Linked DNA regions of Homo sapiens: region 2 is linked to region 1. A link is an interaction called in ENCODE POLR2A ChIA-PET data of the cell type or tissue named here. Cell type or tissue: Panc1. All regions are shown on one strand. Links, peaks and the distances in the headings refer to the core of each region. The heading gives the core; the rest is flanking DNA. Region 1 has its middle 62 kb from the start of LINC02643. Region 2 has its middle 50 kb from the start of MIR1915.

Region 1 (5,382 bases), core at 205-5,204:
AATGTGTACACATGGATATAGAGAGTGGTGACAACAGAGTCTCAGAAGGGTGAGACAGTGGGAGACAGGTGGGTGGTGAGAAATTACTTAATGGATACAATGTATGACACCCTGAAAGCCTGACTTCACCTCTGCGCAATCCATGCAGCTAACAAAATTACACTTGAACTTCATACATTTATACTTTTTTTTTTTTTTGAGATGGAGTCTCACTCTTGTCACCCAGGCTGGAGTGCAGTGGCATGATGTCAGCTCACCACAAACTCTGCCTCCCATATTCAAGCAATTCTCCTGCCTCAGCCTCCCGAGTAGCTGGGATTACAGGCGTGAGCCACCACGCCCGGCCTCCATAAATTTATACTAATAAAGTTCCTTTAAGTTTAACAATAAAAAAAAGATATTGTGATCAAGAAATTTTATCAAACATTGTATTTCTGTATTATATATATAAAAGAATCATTCAGTGCAAAGAATATTATATTCTAAATGAAATTAATCTGCAAATGATACATCTAGAGAGAATATGAAACTTATTCCAGAACAATCATTTTAAGCCAAAACAAAAGGTTTAAAGTTAGGTAAGGAAGGCACTTTGGTGAATATGTAGTGATCCATTCACCCACAGGTTCAATAAAACGGTTAAATGGTCAGCAGTTTGGCTAATTCACACTGGTGATTGCCTGGGAGAAGGAAGGCCGAAGAGTTCAATTTAGATTTAAAAAAAAAAAAAAAAAAAAACTTCCTTTGAGACAACTTGAACATAAAGACTGCACCACACATTTTTGAGTAATAGAAATAGCAAAGATGTATGTATCTCTTGTCCTTTTCTTTTAAGGAAAGCTGAGCAAATGGTACAATCTTGAGGAACAGAGTAAGTGTCAGCGAACCACGTGTTTCCAAAATGAGCTGGGAACAAGAGTCAGTGTCTGCAGTAGAGCTCTTCAAAGCCTGGGAGAAACTATGGAGCCGATGTATCAAAATCACACCCAAGACAGAGTTGATTTGTTTCTTTGATGTCCCTGACGTTGTTCATGCAGAATTCACTCCTTGAGGTCAAAAAGTACATCAAACTTCTGTAGAAATTCTAAATTATTTGATACATTCTCAGCATTGCAAAAAGAGAAAATTCTAGTTTAAGGCTCCAACTCAAAGTGTGCCTCTGTGAAGTACTCTTGAAAAAGAAAAAAAACAGCAACAACTGGTGCTTCTGACAAGACACTCTCCTTGACCAAACTTTGGTGAGACCCCTCTGAGCCTTTGAATTTCTGTGTCTATCTTTGCATTATCTAATTTTAGCAAAAATTCTGCTGTGTCAGTTAAGCGAGAATCTTTCCATATCTGATCAAATTTCTCATCCCCACCTCCATCACCAGGTGGTGTCTGATTACCTTAGCCTGTCTTGAAGGAAGGATTCTGTCGAATTGGTTTAGCCAGAATCCCCTGACCCCTGATGCTCCTTCCTGGGAATTTTTCATCCCCTAATCTCCACCCTACTTCCTGGCTATGAATCCCCCATGCTGTGTTCAGAATGGAAGCCCATTCTGTACTCAAGTCTTTTCCCCTATTGCAATAGTTCCTAATTAAAATCTGTTTCAGCCAGGCATAGTGGCTCACGACTGTTATCCTAGCACTTTGGGAGGCCTAGGTGGGCAGATCTTCTGAGGCCAGGAGTTCGAGACCAGCCTGGCCAACATGGTGAAACCCCATCTCTATTAAAAATACAAAAATTAGCTGGGCATGGTGGCAGATGCCTGCAATCCCAGCTACTCAGGAGGCTGAGGCAGGAGAATGACTGGAACCCAGGAGGCGGAGGTTGCAGTGAGCTGAGATTGTGCCACTGCACTCCAGCCTGGGTGACGGAGCAAGACTCTCTCAAAAATTAAAATAAATAAAATCTGTTGGCCAGGCGCAGCGGCTCACGCCTGTAATCCCAGCACTTTGGGAGGCCAAGGCGGGCAGATCACCTGAGGTTGGGAGTTCGAGACCAGCCTGGCCAGCATGGTGAAACCCAGTCTCTACTAAAGATACAAAAATTAGCCGGGCGTGGTGGCAGGTGCCTATAATCCCAGCTACTCGGGAAGCTGAGGCAGGAGAATCGCTTGAACCTGGAAGGCGGAGGTTGCAGCAAACCGAGATCGCGCCATTGCACTCCAGCCTGTGCAACAGAGCGAGACTCCGTCTCAAAATTAAGTAAATGAATAAAATAAAACAAAATCTGTTTCATCCCTTTACTGTCTGGCTCTGGTTTTTCCTTAACCCTTCCCAGCCTGATCACTCGCCTCTTCCTCAGTCTTGGCTCCCAACTACTAAGTGTTCCTCAAAATCAAATACACCCTTGGAAGGTGAAGATTCTCCACCATTAAAGATGGATGAGGCTGGGAGCAGTGGCCACTAAAAAATAAATAAATAAATACAAAAATTACCCAGGCGTGGTGGCAGGCACCTGTAATCCCAGCTACTTGGGAGGCTGAGGCAGGAAAATGGCTTGAACCCGGGAGGCAGATGGTGAGCCAAGATGGCGCCAGTGCACTCCAGCCTGGGCAACAGAATGAGACTCCCTCTGAAGAAAAAAAAAAAAAAGATGGCTGAATGTCTGTCTATGCTGTAGGCTTAGAAAATAAAACCAAAAGAGGAGTTGTAGAAATCTCTGCATTGTTTGAACAAACAGTCCAACGTGACTGCTTTAAGGGTGACAACTATTATCTGACTCTTTATGTTCCATTTTTTTTAATTACCTTAGTTTGTAGTCATATCTATCATAGTCACGAGGTAAGCTGCATGTCAATATGGCACGTCAATGCTTGAACTAAGTTGGCTGATGGTGTCAACCTGAGTTAGCTTCAGTTTGACTGACTTTTTTTTTTTTTTTTTTTTTTGAGACAGATTCTTGCTCTGTCACCCAGGCTGGACTCCGGCAGAGGCACAATCATAGCTCAGTACAACCACAAACTCCTGGGCTCAAGGGATCCTCCCACCTCAGCCTCCTGAGTAGCTGGGACTACAGGCACACACCACTGCACCTGGCTAATTTTATTTTATTTATTTATTTATTTATTTTTCGAGACAGAGTCTTGCTCCATCACCCAGGCTGGAGAGCAGTGGGACAACGTTGGCTCACTGCAATCTCTGTCTCCTGGGTTCAAGCGATTCTCCTGCCTCAGCCTCCCGAGTAGCTGGGACTACAGGCATGTGCCACCAAGCCTAGCTAATTTTTGTATTTTTAGTAGAGATGGGGTTTCTCCATGTTGGCCAGGCTGGTCTCGAACTCCTGACCTCAGGTGGTCCACCCACCTCGACCTCCCACAGTGCTGGGATTACAGGCTTGAGCCCGGCCACACCTGGCTAATTTTTTTAAAAGAAATTTTTGTAGAGACCGGTCTTGCTTTGTCACCCAGGTTGGAGTTCAGTTATGCCATCATAGCTCACTGTAAAGTCGAAATTCCTGGGCTAAAGCAATCCTCCTGCGTCACCTTCCCAAAATGCTGGGATTACAGGCATGAGCCACTGTACCTGGCCCAGTTTGACTTTCTAGCTCCACTTCTGCAGACTCCCCAGCCTACAAGTAAAGTTCTTTCTCAACTCTTTGGTCTTGGACAAAGCAAAACTCTTTCTGCATGGGTCCTTCAGTCCTTCTTACCCTCATGTTCAGGCAAACCAGATTATTAATATTACTAACATCCTCACTGGTCATATCCCAGGATCTCAGATCTTGCCTTAAACTCTCATTCTCTCTCTGTCTATATACATATATATATATACCCCCGACTCCTCCCTCTCCCTCTTTCACATTTTTTCCTATTGATACATAATATTTTACATGTTTATGGGGTACATGTATTTGCTACATGCATAGAATATGTAGAGAGGTGAACAACTCCATCACCCATTACCTTGAGTATTTATCTTTTTTTTTTTTTTTTTGAGATGGAGTCTTGCTCTGTTGCTCAGGCTGGAGTGCAATGGCACAATCTCAGTTCACTGCAACCTCTGCCTCCCAGGTTCAAGTGATTCTCCTGCCTCAGCCTCCTGAGTAGCTGGGATTACAGGCGTGTGCCACCACACCCGGCTAATTTTTGTATTTTTAGTAGAGACGGGGCTTCACTATGTTGGTCAGGCTGGTCTCAAACTTCTAACCTCAGGCGATCCACCCACCTCAGCCTCCCAAAATGCTACAATTATAGGCGTGAGCCACTGCACCTGGCCAAATATTTATCATTTCTATGTGTTGGAAATATTTCAAGTCCTCTCTTCTATCTGCTTTGAAATATACTACACATTCTTGCTGGCTATAGTCGGCTCCACTATCAAACATCATAATTTGTTTCTTCTAGGCCAGGCGTGGTGGCTCACGCCTGTAATCCCAGCACTTTGGGAGGCCAAGGCAGGCAGATCACCTGAGGTCGGGAGTTCGAGACCAGCCTGACCAACATGGAGAAACCCCGTCTCTACTAAAAATACAAAAACATTAGCCAGCATGGTAGCACATGCCTGTAATCTCAGCTACTCAGGAGGCTGAGGCAGGAGAATCGCTTGAACCCGGGAGGCAGAGGTTGCAGTGAGCCAAGATCGCGCCATTGCACTCCAGCCTGGGCAACAAGAGTGAAATTTGATCTCAAAAAAAACACACACAAAAAACAGAACTTGTTTCTTCTGCCTAACTGCATGTTCCTGCCCATTCACAACCTCTCTTCCTCCCCCTCCCACCCACACCTCCTTCCCAGCCTCTGGTATCTATGATTCTGCACCACACAGTCCTCCCTTTTTATATCTGCCTCGTTGTAAGTCTTTCCCTTCTAGCCTCCATCAACCCATTGTCCCAACATCTGGCAAGCAGATTCCTTCGTTTCTGTTTGAACATCTGTTCCTCTACCACCCCACAGGCCTTCACACTTACCCATCCCCAGTCTTCCACCTGGAGCCTCAAGCTTACATCCTAGAGCACCCCAATTCCTCCTCACTTCAGCCTCCACCTCCCCCTACCCACCTAACAAGACAAAGTACACAAGCCATCGCTGATTTCAACATAACCATTAGATTTTGCTGAACTTAATTTTTTCTTCTGAATGAGACAATAGGCTATTTATTTGATTTTATTTGTGAGATGGAGTCTCGCTCTGTTGCCCAGGCTGGAGTGCAGTGGCGCAATCTCGGCTCACTGCAAGCTCTGCCTTCTGGGTTCACGCCTTTCTCCTGCCTCAGCCTCCCGAGTAGCTGGGACTACAGGCGCCCGCCACCGCGCCCAGCTAATTTTTTGTATTTTTAGTAGAGATGGGGTTTCACCATGGTCTTGATCTCCTGTCCTTGTGATCCGCCCACCTCGGCCTCCCAAAGTACTGGGATTACAGGCGTGAGCCACTGCGCCCGGCGACAATAGGCTATTTA
Region 2 (5,382 bases), core at 223-5,222, 140 kb after region 1:
TGAGGTGAGAGAATCACTTGAACCCAGAAGGCAGAGGTTACAGTGAACCGAGATCACGCCACTGCACTCCAGCCTGAGTGACAGAGTGAGACTCTATTTCCAAAATGTATATATGTATTTATATATTTTTTTTTTACCTTTTTTTAACATATATATTTGGTCCCTTCGCAGTAAATCCTCTATATATATAGACCAGATGTGGGTGGCTTACACCTGTAATCCCAGTACTTTGGGAAGCTGAGGTGGGAGGATTGCTTGAGGCCAAGAGTTCAAGACCACCCTGGGCAACATAGCAAGACTACATCTCTACGAAAATATATCTGTATTTTTCTCTATGTCATATGGTTTAAATCTGTGTCCTTGCCCAAATCTCATGTGGAATTGTAATCCCCAGTATTGGAGGTGGGGCCTGGTGGGAGATGACTGGATCATGGAAGCAGAGTTCTCATGAATGGGTTAGCTCCATCACCTGGGTGTTATTCCTGTGATCCTCACTGAGTTCTCATGAGATGTGATTGTTTAAAAGTGTGTAGCACCTCCCCGCTCTCTTCCTCCTGTTCCGGCCATGTAAGATGTGCCTGCTTCCTTTTCAACTTCCACCATGACGGTAAGTTTCCTGAGCCCACCCCCAAAGCCAAGCAGGTGCTGCTCTGCTTCCTCTACAGCCTGCAGATTTGTGAGCCAATTAAACCTCTTTTCTTTATAAATTACCCAGTCTCAGGTGCTTCTTTATAGCGACGCAAGAACTGACTAATACAATATGTAAATTGATGGTAGAAAAAGAAACAACTTTTCCTTTTTCCTATTTTTTAAAAAAGCCCAAGAAAGGAATCAACATACTTTCAAAAGCAGAGGGGACCAAGATAGCAATGTGTATTCTTTCCCTCTCTAAATCTTAACAATACTTACTAGAAGCTCTGAGTTCTTAACTGATCTATGAAGCCTGCTGTGATTTTTACCCTCTGATTTCCTGTATACTTATAGTCTCTAACACATGGCTTAGCTCTTAATCATAGAGTCTTTTACTCTTTTCCGATTATTAGTATTGGCTCCCAAACCAGACTGTAAATTCCTGGAGTACAGAGATTTCCCCCTCCACCATTACTTTCAATACTTACTTTTTGGGGCCAAAGTATCAAATGTAGTACAGGATGAATACTAAGTGTCTATTAGGAACATTTGTTGATCTTCAATTTTGCAATTCAGTAATCTTACCGGCAGGCCACTTTAGTTACTGATGCACACTTTGTGTCCCTAAAGGCCAATCTCTAGGAATCCTTAAACTTACAAATATGTCAAAGATAGTCACTTCAATTTAGACAGTCTCTAAATAATCTAGCATTTGAGGTTTTCTCCCTTCCATCGGCTCTAGAAACCTAAGCTCCCCAAAGCCTCTTTTTCCCTATTTTTCACCAAATGACAGCTGCAATGACTTTCAGAGTTCAAGCCAGTACACAAATCATACTACCATGGAAATTTGCAATTCAATGTATTTAGCAAGCTCATTACACAATAAAACTTGAGGTCAGAGACTAAATTCTACTTTGCAGCAAACTAAAAGTGGTTTGACAATATGCAACCAACAGTCTGTTCAATACAATACTTGCAAATGGGAAATTTTGCTTCTGTGGTAAACATTATCATTCTTTCAGTCTTTGGTTATAAAAGCAACAAAAATAATAAGCCTATTTTTTCCCTAAAAATGATACAGAGAAGCAATGAATGGTTTTTCTTTCTTGGTTTATATTAACTTGGAACTTCTCAGTGTCACCCTGGGCAACACAGTGAGACCCCGTCTCTACAAAAACTAAAAAAAATAGCCGGGTATGGTGGCGCGTGCCTATAGTCCCAGCTTCTCAGGAGTTTGAGGTAGAATAATCGCCTGAGCCCAGGAGGATGAGGCTTCGGTGAGCCGTGATTGTGTCACTGCACTCCAGCCTGGGTGACAGAACAAGGTTCTGCTTCAATCAAACTACCTAGACTATTTTATTTATTTATTTATTTATTTATTTTTATTTATTTTTTTTTTTTTTGAGACAGAGTCTTACTCTGTTGCCCAGGCTGGAGTACAGTGGCGCAATCTCGGCTCACTGCAACCTCTGCCTCCCAGGTTCAAGTGGTTCTCATACCTCAGCCTCCTGAGTAGCTGGGATTACAAGCATGAACCACCACCTCCTGGCTAATTTTTTGTATTTTTAGTAGAGACAGGGTTTCACCATGTTGGCCAGGTTGGTCTCCAACTCCTGACCTCAAGTGATCTGCTTACCTTGGCCTCTCAAAGTGCTGGGATTACAGGAATGAGCCACCGCACCCAGCCTAGACAATTTTTAATATCAGCAATTTTTCAACACAGTTCTTTTTCCTTTCCTTTTCTTTTTTTTTTTCCTGGTCCTTGACCCAGGATTCAATATAACCCTTTAAGAAAAAAACTTTTTTTCAGTGTTTTATTTTTTCTTCTTCCTTCTTTCTTTCAATACATATTTGGTGCCTACTATGTGCCCCCACTGTGCCAGGCATTGAACAAACAATAGTGATCCCAACACTACTTAGTCATGAAGACAGATATAAGCCAGAGGCTGTAGACTGGCAGCTTTCAGGTCTACTGCAGCCCACACCTGACCTTGGTTTGGCCCACACAATATCATTTGAATTACTTCCCAACACTTTAAAACCGGAACATTTCACATAAAAAGTCAGAGTTCTGCCAGGCACAGTGGCTCACACCTGTAATCCCAGCACTCTGGGAGGCTGAGGTGGGTGGATCACGAGGTCAGGAGTTCAAGAGTAGCCTGATCAACATGGTGAAACCCCATCTCTACTAACAATACAAAAATTAGGCCAGTGTGGTGGCACGCGCCTGTAATCCCAGCTACTCAGGAGGCTGAGGCAGGAGAATCGCTAGAACCCGGGAGGCGAGGTTGCAGTGAGCAGAGATCGTGCCACTGCACTCCAGCCTGGGCAACAGAGCGAGACTCTGTCTCAAAAAAATAAATAAATAAAAAGTCAGCGTTCTGGATTATATGAAAAAATGGGAAAATCTGGTAGCACCAAGACCCTTACTCCCTCAAAAGAACAACTGGCAAACCCGAGTGGGGACTTCCCTGGTCAGAGACATGGAGTTCTCACCAGGCCTCATGAAACCTTCCTCTCTCAGCACTGAGTTTATAACTGCTGTATGAACCAGTCATGGAAATAAAAACTGCACAGGTGTCAATAATGGTGGATGTTATAAAAGAAAAGAGCTTTATTAGAGAATAGGAGAGGAGAAACTAACTTAAATTGAGGGTCAAGGATGATCTCTTGAGGCCGTGGCATTTTTAACTATGTTCAGTACTGGCACTCACCTCTTATGAGGCACTTTTCCAAATAATAAATGCCATTTATTGAGAGTCTATTGATGCCAGGTAACTTAATTTAATTCTCACAGAAACAATTCTGCATGATCTCCATCTTGCTGATGAAACACCTGAATTGAAATACTTGCTGTTCAAGAAGGTGAAAACATTAGCCCAAATATACAGAACCACAGGTGGAAAACCTGGGGTCAGAACAAAGCCCTGATTGATTCCAAATTGTATGCTTGTTCCAGTAAAAAGAGATGCTTCAAATGAGGCCCAGTCCAATTCTAAGAGTCGGTTCTTCTCCATTCTTCCCAAAGCACATGACAAGAATATTCAATAGGGAGCTCCCTTGTTTTTGCAATGAGATTGACCTTGTTCTCAGATTATACCTCCGCTTACTCATAGACCAGAGCAAGTTCTCACCATTAGAGAGCTTCACTGCCAGCTCTGCAGTGAAGCCCAGGATCTCTAGCCAGGTCTTGGGACCTGATCGTGTTTTCAATGATTCTAACCTGAGCCAGATTTATCAGGGCAGGTGCCTTTATATTGTCAGTCCTTTCCAGCCATATTGGTGTGAATTTCCTGCCTCCACCAATCAGCTGGGATTTCCCATCTCCATATTAACAGAACTTAAATTTTGTTTTGTCTGTATCACTTAACCAGGAGTGTGGTCATCTACAGAACCTGGATCTGATCTTTTAGGCTTTCCTCTCAGATCTCTGGATCAGAATGGATCGATGTGGCTGCATGTATTCTTTCTTTTTATTAGGTTGGTCCTAATATTATAAGGCTTTTTTGACCACTCAAATTCCTTATCATGGTGCCTGTTCCAAATTCTCCTCTAACTCATCCAGGATCCCAATTAAACAGTAACAGAAAATATCTTCCCAAGACATCACTGTGTTGCTACCACCCCCACAATTCAATTCAAATCAAATATTAAAGTATGACATATGACATTCTGAAAATGAAACCAATAAAAGGAAAATATATATATACATACACACACATATATATATCTCCATCCAAGGACAAGGCAAAAATGTAGGTATTCCAATTTTGGAAGGAAGCAGAATCTGAGAATTCACGGCATGATTTCTTAGCTTCCTAACGCTGTAGTCCTCACCACCAAGGCACTTCTACCTTTTTAGATCTTAGTTTCCTCATTAATAAATTTGCTTTTTGGCTGAGCACGGTAGCTCACGCCTGTAATCTCAGCACTTTGGGAGGCTGAGGCAGGCAGATTGCTTCAGCCCAGGAGTTCGAGACCAGCCTAGACAACATGGCTAAATCCTGTCTGTACAAAAAATACGAAAATTAGCTAGGCATGGTGACACACGCCTGTAGTCTCAGCTACTCGAGAGGCTGAGGTGGGAGTATCACTTGAGCCCAGGAGGTCGAGGTTGCAGTGATCCATGACCACATCACTGCACTCCAACCTGGGCAACAGAATGAGATCCTGTCTCAAAAGAAAAAAAAGTAAAAAGTAAAATAAAGGCCAGGCGCAGTGGCTCACACCTGTAATTCCAGCACTTTGGTAGGCCAAGGTGGGTGCATCACCAGGTCAGGAGATGAGACCATCCTGGCCAACATGATGAAACCCCGTCTCTACCAAAAATACAAAAATTAGCTGGGCGTGGTGGCACGCACCTGTGTCCCAGCTACTGCGGAAGCTGAGGCAGGAGAATTGCTTGAACCCAGGAGGCGGAGGTTGCAGTAAGCCGAGATCACGCCACTGCGCTCCAGCCTGGGCAACAGAGCAAGACTCTGTCTCAAAAATAATAATAATAAAAAATAAAAATAAATAAAAATGAATTTGCTTTCCTGGTAAACTTGGCGAATACGCCAATATAATAAATCCTTCCACTTCAAGCTCACAGGAATAAATATCATTTAGCAGTATAAAATGTCATTTTTTTAAATGTTCAGACAGAAATAAGCTGGAAGTCAAGAAGTGAAACTTTTAGGAATGTTGCAGAATTTAGAAGCATAATTGGGAACTCAAGTCAGAGGGCTGACAGGGGAATCAGAGATTAATATA

Evidence for each region. Peaks named below come from ENCODE experiments on the same cell type or tissue, not always from the same donor. Only the 100,000 strongest peaks of a DNase experiment are listed, where the experiment ranks them.
Region 2: POLR2A ChIA-PET joins it to region 1 with 7 read pairs; 2 of 35 experiments call an interaction of 5 or more read pairs at or near these places.

What each region holds. Positions count from the first base shown.
Region 1 is chr10:21,308,166-21,313,547 of GRCh38, forward strand. No RefSeq gene overlaps it. Among named protein-coding and RNA genes, the nearest start is that of LINC02643, 62 kb to the right of the region's middle. RefSeq lists an enhancer at 1,218-1,836. In Panc1, for the core only: no CTCF peak of the experiment used is centred there; no DNase peak of the experiment used is centred there; H3K27ac peaks cover 4,591 bases.
Region 2 is chr10:21,443,892-21,449,273 of GRCh38, forward strand. No RefSeq gene overlaps it. Among named protein-coding and RNA genes, the nearest start is that of MIR1915, 50 kb to the right of the region's middle. In Panc1, for the core only: no CTCF peak of the experiment used is centred there; no DNase peak of the experiment used is centred there; H3K27ac peaks cover 3,085 bases.